Linked DNA regions of Homo sapiens: region 2 is linked to region 1. A link is an interaction called in ENCODE POLR2A ChIA-PET data of the cell type or tissue named here. Cell type or tissue: PC-9. All regions are shown on one strand. Each heading gives the region's core, and the rest is flanking DNA. Links, peaks and the distances in the headings are about the cores only.

Region 1 (4,395 bases), core at 328-4,327:
TGTTGGCCAGGCTGGTTTTGGACTCCTGACCTCAAGTGATCCTCCCGCCTCAGCCTCCCAGAGTGCTAGGATTACAAGCGTGAGCCACCACACCCAGAATTTGCATTTTAGTAAGATCCCAGGCAATACATATGCACATTACAACTGTGGCCAGGACAAGGCCACATAGGGCCTTATAGGCCATGAAAAGGAATTTTAAATGATCTCTCCCTCTTTTTGAGGTCAATGCCTAGTGCTTATTCCTCTAGGAAGCCTGTCTTGATCCTTATAAGCTGTTGAAATTTACAATCTTTTAGGTGACTAATATGTACTTGGCCCTAGTTACTGAATCAAACTATTTGAGGTCCAAGAGTATGTCTTAGTCATTTTTACTTTAGTTTTTTATTTTTTGTTTGTTTTGTTTTATTTGAGACAGGGTCTCACTCTGTGGCACAGGCTAGAGTATGGTGGCACGATCACAGCTCACTGTAGCCTTGACCTTGTGGGCTCAAGCAATCCTCCCACCTCAGCCTCCTAAGTAGCTGGGACTACAAGTGCATGCCTCCACAGCCAGCTAGTTTTTCTATTTTTTACAGAGACAGGGTCTCACTATGTTGCCCAGGCTGGTCTCAAACTACTGGGCTCAAACAATCCTCCTGCCTCAGCCTCCCAAATTGTTGGGATTACAGGCATGAGCCACTATGCCTGGCCTCTTAGTCATTTTTATAATCTCCAAATCCCCTTGTAACATCTTGCTCATAGTGGGTAAATTGCCAGGAAGAAAAAAACAAAAACAGAAAATAATACAGTCATGTACTGGGATATGTCAGGTAGAGTGATACCATATTCAAATAAGACTCTGAACTCTTTGCAGGTAAAGTGACAGAATCCAACTCTACTGGCTTAAGCAAAGAAAGGGAGAACTTATCTCCCATAATGGAAAAGTGTAGGAGAATAGCTTCAGGCATGGCTGGATCCAGGTGTTCAAACTATAATATGTAATCAGGAATCTGTTTCTCTCCAGTTCTCTTATTTGCTTTCCTCCATTCTGGCTTCATCTTTAGGACCAAGTCCACGTATTGACAAAAATGGCCTCCAGCAGTTCCAGACCTATAGTGAACCAGCCTAACAACCTGGAAAAAAGAACCCTCTTTCTCAATTTTTTTTTTTTTGAGATAATCTCACTCTGTCTCCCAGGCTGGAGTGCAGTGGCGTGATCTTGGCTCATCACAACCTCTGCCTCTCAGGTTCAAGTGATACTTGTGCCTCAGCCTCCTGAGTAGCTGGGATTATAGGCAGGCGCCACCACGCCAGGCTGATTTTTGTGTTTTTAGTAGAGATGGGGTTTCACCACTTTGGCCAGACTGGTCTCAAACTCCTGACCTCAGGTGATCGACCCGCCTCAGCCTCCCAAAGTGCTGGGAGTACAGGTGTGAGCCACTGTGCCCGGCCCTCTTTCTCAATATTGAGGACTTTGGTCCTAGGCCAAAGAGGGCTCAGGAGGTAGGATTTAGCCCCACCTGAACCACATGGCCTGGGAGTTGGGGCAGGGGAGATCCCTAAAAGAAAATCTGATGCTGTTAGCAGAAAAAGGAGGAAGGATGTCGAGCAGGGAGCAAAGCCATTCACTACAGCTGGCATCAGACAGATGCTGTGCCAACATTAAAAATCAGGATGTGGAATGACATCTGTTAACCTGGGGAAAAATTCATAGAGTCTTGCTAAGTGAAAAAAGTAAGCTGCAAAACACTACTGTGAAATGACACCATTCCGAGGTATGAAAATATTATAGTGTAAGTATGCCTAGAATTAATTCTTAAGGCAATATCCCAATGCACCCTGGTGAAGTGGAAAGTTTTCTTTTTTATATTTGTTTGCAATTTTAAAATTTCTATACTGAATATCTATTGCATTTACTATTATTTAAAACACATTTTAAAATTAAGGTGTGTGTGAGGATTGATTTTATGTGTCAACATGGCTGGGCTATGGTGCCCAAATATTTGGTCAATCATTCTGGATGTTTCTGTGAAGGTGGGTATTTTTTTTTATGAGATTAACATTAAAATTGGTGGACTTTGAGTAAAGCAGATTGCCACCTATAATGTGAGTGGCCCTCATCCAATCAGTTGAAGGCCTGAATAAAACAAAGACCAACCTTCGGAGCAAGAAGGAATTCTTCCAGCCGGCTGACCTTGGACTTGAACTGCAACTTTTCACGGAGTCTCCAGCCTGCTGGCCTATCCCATCAGATTTTGGACTTATCGAGCCTCCACAATTGTGAAAGCCAATTTCTTAAAGTCTCTCTCTACACACACACACACACACACACACACACACACACACACACACACTCCCTGTTGGTTCTGTCTCTCTGGAGAGAACACTCACACAATCCAGCTCCTGCCTTCTATCAACTCCGCGAAGAAGATAACAGCAGTCAGGAAGCTTGTGTCCCAGCCCGGGGCTGTCTCTTACCAGAAGGTTGGTCCCAGGCAACTCCATTCTTCCCTGAGCCTAGCTTCCTTATCTCTAACCCCGAGGGTGACTCACTATTCCAGCCTTGACTGACTGCCAAATGGCCCAGACAGGGCCAGTGATAGTCCCACAGTGCCCGTCCTTAGTATAATTTCTCAACACTGAGCTGCCAGTCACTTATTTCTGAAGATTAGGTGCTGCCATGAGTTTCTTTACACAAGAAGTCAGTGTGGAAAAAAAAAATAGAATAAAACAACAAAATCTCCCGAGCCGAGAGACTTTTCTAGTCACTGATGAATAGATAAAAAGAAACGTCTGTTTCATCTTCATGCTTAAAACACCTGCAATATCAATACACTTCCCGATCTCATCATTAGCACTGAGAAGACTGATCCATGCTTAAACCCAACAAGACTTAGCTCCCAGAGTAAAGGGCCTTTGCCTCTTGGCTCACCTCTCTGGCTTTGTACTTTCTTTGTGCACTGAAGATCAAATGTGGCATGAAGTGAGAAACTCACTTCAAACCCCCACTCCGAATCGTTGAACAGGTTCTAAAAGCACTGGAGCTGAAAGTCCCCTCTCATGATTCCAGCCCGTGTGCACTGGACATGCCCAGAAAGGAAGCCCTGCCATTGTCTGGGATGTGTCTCATTGACGTCATCAGCAGTCTTCCTTGAGTTTCCCAATGTCCCCAACACTTCCCCTGGTGGTCAACTATCCAGGTAGTTCTCTTGTGGCTTCAGGAATGCTCAAGGTGACCCCTAGGGCCTATTGAAATAGTCCATTAATGAAAATCATTCTGTCCAGCCTATCATTCTTATGCCTCTCAGATATGGCAGCCCCTTTAGAGAACAAAAGATTTCCATGCTTCCTTCACTATGTGGAAATGAAATTTACAGATAATTTTACCTTCCTGCACACACAATTTAAAAAAAATCAATAGAATGTCCTATCTATACTATGAAGAAGGAATAAAAGTAATTTAGGATAAAAACAGACGTAATGTAGAATAAAACAATATCCATGCTGTCAATCATTCCACAGTGTTTATGAGTGTCTACCTCCAGGCAAGGGTGTCAGTGCAGAACAGCAAAGAAAACTGTCAGGAAGGGGGATACAGCATTGAGGGCGTGGGCTCCTAGCTCAGGCAAGACCTTACTGGAAGTCCTAATGAAATAATTAGATGCTTGCATCTCCTGTGTTAATGAATTCAATGAATATTTACCAAGTGTTGACTGTGAGGCAGGCACTGTTCTAGGGGACGGAAAGTCAGGAGTGAACAAACCCTTTCCCCCCCGGGTTGCCATTCCAGGCGGGGGCATAAGTTTCAATGTAAGAGGAATGAGGAGGTCAGGAGCCAGTGTCTACAAGGAAATCAAATGAGCTGCAGGTATGCAAGGACATGAGAAGAAATGTGAGAATATCATATCCTGCAGGAAATGGAGGGAGGGAGAGTCATGGGTCACCCCCAGGTCTCAAGCCCTGCTGAAATTTAGAGCAAGAATGCTTCACTGGAGCAGAGCAAGAAAAGAAATATATCTGTGTCATCTTAGAAGATACCCCAGACTTCCCAGATCTTGAGACCTTCAGAAACACAGATTAAAAGCAACCCCCAGGCATCCTCCTGCCTCCCACCTCATAGAATTGATGTTGGTTTTTCCTTCTCCCTAGAATGCTCTTTGCCCAGGAATCCTCACAAACTCTCTCCTTCACTTCATTCAAATTTATGCTCATGACACCCTTTAGGGAGGACATTCATGTCCACTATATGCAAAAGAGCTCCCACCCTCACCCCATCCCAGCCTGCCCTCCTACTCCACTCCAGTTGTCACTCACCACTCCTCAACATTGTGTTATGTATTTACCAGTTCCTTTGGTGGTTGTCTTGTCTCTCCTACTCAATCTAAATTTCACTAGAGCAGGGGCCACCTGTTTCAT
Region 2 (4,395 bases), core at 292-4,291, 67 kb after region 1:
TAGATAGGAGGAATATGTTCTATAGCACCTTAGGATAACTACAGTTAAACAATAATGCATACTTTCAAATAGCTAGAAGGATATGGAATGTTCTCAACACAAAGAAATGGTCAATGTTTGAGATGATTGATAGGCTAATTACCCTAATCTGATCACTATAAACTCTGTGTTTCAAAACATCACTATGCACCCCATAAATATGTACAATTATTGTGTCAATTAAAAATAATTTTTTAAAATGTCCATAACCAGGAGTTTAAAGCCTTTGGTTTTTCAAAATCCAGTATCAACGCAAGTAGTTCACAACCAGGGTTTAAAAAAAAAAAAAATCACTGGAGCTTTTTCACAATATGTATCTCTCTCCAACCCCCATTAAAAATACTGGCATGATGACCTTTCAGTCCAGCCACATCGTCTCCCCTCCCAAGCCACAGCCACATCTATAATATCCTGGGGAAAAAACAGCTAACAGGTGCAGCTATTCGGCATCTATTAAATGCCAGGAACTCTCCTACACACTTTACAGGTTGCATTTTAATCAACCCTACAGTTAGATATTCCCTTATTTTATTTTACTTTTTTTTTTATTTGAGATAGAGTCTCGCTCCAGGCTGGAGTGCAGTGTCGTGATCTCGGCTCACTGAAACCTCCACCTCCCAGATTCAAGCAATTCTCATGCCTCAGCCTCCTGAGTAGCTGGGACTACAGGTATGCACCACCACATCAGGCCATTTTCGTATTTTTAGTAGAGACAAGGTTTTGCCATGTTGGCCAGGCTGGTCTTGAACTCCTGACCTCAGATGATCTGCCCACCTTGGCCTCCTAAAGTGCTGGGATTACAGGCGTGAGCCACTGAGCCAGGCCATTTTGTTTTATTTTTTTTTTTTGAGACAGGGTCTCACTGTCGCCCAGGCTGGAGTGCAGTGGCGTGATCTTGGCTCAGTACAACCTCTGCCTCCTGGGTTCAAGTGATTCTTGTGCCTCGGTCTCCAACATAGCTGGGATTACAGGCATACGCCACAATGCACAGTTATTTTTTTGTTATTTTTGGTAGAGATTGGGTTTTGCTATGTGGCCAGGCTGGTCTCAAACTCCGGGCTTCAAGTGATCCACTCGCCTCAGGCTCCCAAAGTGCTGGGATTATAGGAGTGAGCCACCACGCCTGGCCTCTTACTTTATTTAATGTGGAAACTAAGCTTCTGAAAACCTGGGTGGTATGGCCAGGTCTCACTAAGAGGAATTGGCTGAGTGAGATTACAACCCAGGTCTGTGTGTCTCCACTACATTCGTGTTGCTACCAAGAATCATTTCCATTTTTAAATTCTATGCCAAATATGGTAGGACAGTCTGTGGAGATGAAGTATCAGCTGCACAATGTGGTGCTTTGGGGTCTGGGCTGCCTGGGTTTGAATCCCAGCTCGGCCATGACCAGGCTGGGTTACCATGGGCAAGTTACTCAACCTCTTTGTCCTTGGTTTCCTCGTCTGTCAAATAGATATACTACCGCATCCACCGCATGGGGTGCTCACAACGACTAAGTTAGTCAACAGGCAGGGACACAGTACCCAGCACACAGCAGGCCCTCACACACATCAGTGGTTTCGTCCTCGCTGTCACCTCGAGTCTGCTCTTGCTATTACTTCCTGCTGCAGGACACAAACCTGAGTGGTCTTCAGCTCTCCCTCTTCCCATTCCCAGCCAGCTGCCAAGTACTATCAACTCTGCCCTCAAATATAACCGTGTCACTCCATTTCCACTGCCACACCTCCGGCCACTATCATCTCCTCTCATGCACCTCACCAGCCACATAACTGGATCTGCCACTTCACTTGCTCGCTCAGTCCCGCTTCCACGGTGCAGCTGGAGGAATGTTTCTGAACAATGTACCTGATCATATTACTCCCTGCTTTAGACCTTTTGGCTGAATCACAATGCCCCAAAGGCAGTCAAAATACCCTTCCTTAGTTTACAAGACCATCACTTACCCACCTGTTTCTCCAGCATATATATACAAAAAAATAAAAAATAAATATATATTTTTAACTCTCTAAGCTCTTTAAGCTATGCCAATATTGAGGGTCTTCTTCAGTTCCTTGAATGAGCCATCCGCTTTCCCACCCAGGCCTTTTGTACAGTGTTCTCTCACTAGCTAACACTCACACATTGTTCTAGTCTTAGGTAAGAACTCCCTCCAGAATCATCCTGCCCCAACATCCTACGATATTGTGAAATGAGAAGAAATATGTATTTGGTCTTCCATCCTGTCCCTGGTTCCTGGCAAGGGAGCTTCTAAAACCCTTGGAATTTCCCGAGTGACACTAGTGAGATGAGCATCTTTTGCTATTCATAATGAGCCCCTTTCAACCACACCTGAGCTTATGCTAATGATGTGACTCTTGGTGGGGCCCTAGATAGCTTCAAGATGGCAGCTGGTTGCCAGAGGAACCAACCATGTCATCAGAGGTAGAATTTTTAGCCCCAGTTCTGGTCCCCTACATCTGGGGAGGGAGCAGGAGATTGGGTAATTACCAATGGCCAATGATTAATCAATCATGCCTACATAATGGGACCTCTATAAACACCCCTAAATAAGGGGTTTGGAGAACTTCCAGGTTGGTGAATATCAAGGTGCTGGGAAGATGCCACACCTAGAGAGGACATGGAAGCTCTGTTGTCCCCCGCCTCCCCACAACCACCTTGCCCTGTGTATCTCTTCCATTTGGCTGTTCCTGAGTTGCAACCTTTATAATAAACAAGTAAATATAAGTAAAGTTTATTCCTGAGTTCTGTGAGCCATGCTAGCAATTTATCATGGGAACCCCTTGACTTTATAGCTGGTAGGTCAGAAGTACAGGAGGCCTGGGCTTGACACTGGCCTCTGCAGTGGAGGCAGTCTTATGGGAATGAGCCCTTGCAGGATCTGATGCTAACTCCAGGCAGCTGGTATCAGAATTGAGTTACATTAGAGGTCACCCAGCTGGTGTCTAGAAAGCTGGAGAATTGGTTGTTCTAGACAATTGGTTGTTTCTAGACACCCAGCTGGTGTCTAGAAAGCTGGAGAATTGGTCGTGTGAGCAAAACCCCCACAAATCTGGGGTCAGAAGTGCTCTGTGAGTAAAAAAACAGATCACAAGAATCCCTGAGGCAAAGACCACAAATGTGGCACCCCAGTGCCTCCAGCACTTTATATCTACCCTGATCCTAGGACCCGTCAGGCAGAATTGTTAACTGGCACATCACCTAGCTGCCTCCTCTCCTCCTAAGCTTATCTCAAATCCCTGCTGTGTCCCCAGTGTCCAGCACGGCACTGTGTACACAGCTTGAGAAGTGTGTTCACAGAGTGCGATTTCACCCAATTTTTTTTATCTTCTTAATCAGCCAACAGCTTGGGGAAAACAAAGTATCAGAGTCCTATCAAAGCACCAGAACATTCAGCCTCTGAGCTTCAACATCATAAGAGGACCAACAGATGGAGATGCACAGCCTCAAATGTGCCAGGCATACCAAGGAGAACAGGCCTTTGGCTGACCTCCCCACAGCCATGGGCTTCAGGAGACGTCCTGTGTCCTCACTGCATCCTTCTGCTCAGCTGGCAGTCACCCTGCCAGATGCTGCCATGTACGCTGCTGCTGGATCACAGCACAATAGCCTCCTGAGGGGGTCAGAGGCCAGCACACAGCAGTCTTTCAACAAGCCCACTGAGAGCTGAATTCAGACAAAAAATTAGACACTCATATACAAAAGACAATAAAATCGTCTTTTCCTTCGTCCCTATCAAAAATGGCTATTGAAGCTTGTGAGTATCTTGAAATGGCATCTACATTTTTAAATATACTCACTATTGTGGGTTGAATTGTGTCCCCATAACCCTAAAAGGCATGATCAAGTCGTAACCCCCAGTATTTGTGAATTTGGAAATAGGGTATTTGCAGATGTAATCAAGTGAAAATGAGATCATGTTGGATTAGAGTGGGCCCTAATCCAATGACTGGAGTTTCTTTATAAGAAAGAGGAGGGAAATTTGGACACAGACACACAAGGGATGAGGCCATGTGAAGAGGGGGGCAGAGATTAAAGTGATACATCTGCAAGCCAAGGAACGCCAAGGATTGCCATTGCTACTAGAAGACAGAAGAAGAGGCAAGGGAGGATTCTTCCCTAGTGCCTTTGGAGGGAGCTTGGCCCTGCTGACATCTTGAGTTTGGACTTTTTTGCCTCCAGAACTGAGAGGGAGGAAATATCTGCTATTTTTAAGCCACCCAGTTTGTGGTACTTTGTTACAATAGCCCTGGGAAACTAATGTACTCAAGAAAGCAAAGTTAATTGGCTCCTTCCCAACACAGGCAGTTTGAGTCATTACACTGAATAAAAGATCTATTGCACATTAAAGGCATT

The links. Peaks named below come from ENCODE experiments on the same cell type or tissue, not always from the same donor. Only the 100,000 strongest peaks of a DNase experiment are listed, where the experiment ranks them.
Region 2: POLR2A ChIA-PET joins it to region 1 with 6 read pairs; 1 of 35 experiments calls an interaction of 5 or more read pairs at or near these places.

Annotation. Positions count from the first base shown.
Region 1 is chr12:104,406,874-104,411,268 of GRCh38, reverse strand. No RefSeq gene overlaps it. Among named protein-coding and RNA genes, the nearest start is that of CHST11, 48 kb to the left of the region's middle. In PC-9, for the core only: no CTCF peak of the experiment used is centred there; a DNase peak (open chromatin) is centred at 2,518; H3K4me3 peaks cover 1,347 bases; H3K27ac peaks cover 3,503 bases.
Region 2 is chr12:104,340,291-104,344,685 of GRCh38, reverse strand. The region is part of intron 16 of TXNRD1 (thioredoxin reductase 1); the gene reads right to left. Among named protein-coding and RNA genes, the nearest start is that of EID3, 39 kb to the right of the region's middle. RefSeq lists enhancers at 932-1,101, 3,701-3,870 and a silencer at 1,366-1,610. In PC-9, for the core only: no CTCF peak of the experiment used is centred there; DNase peaks (open chromatin) are centred at 1,855 and 2,240; H3K27ac peaks cover 4,000 bases.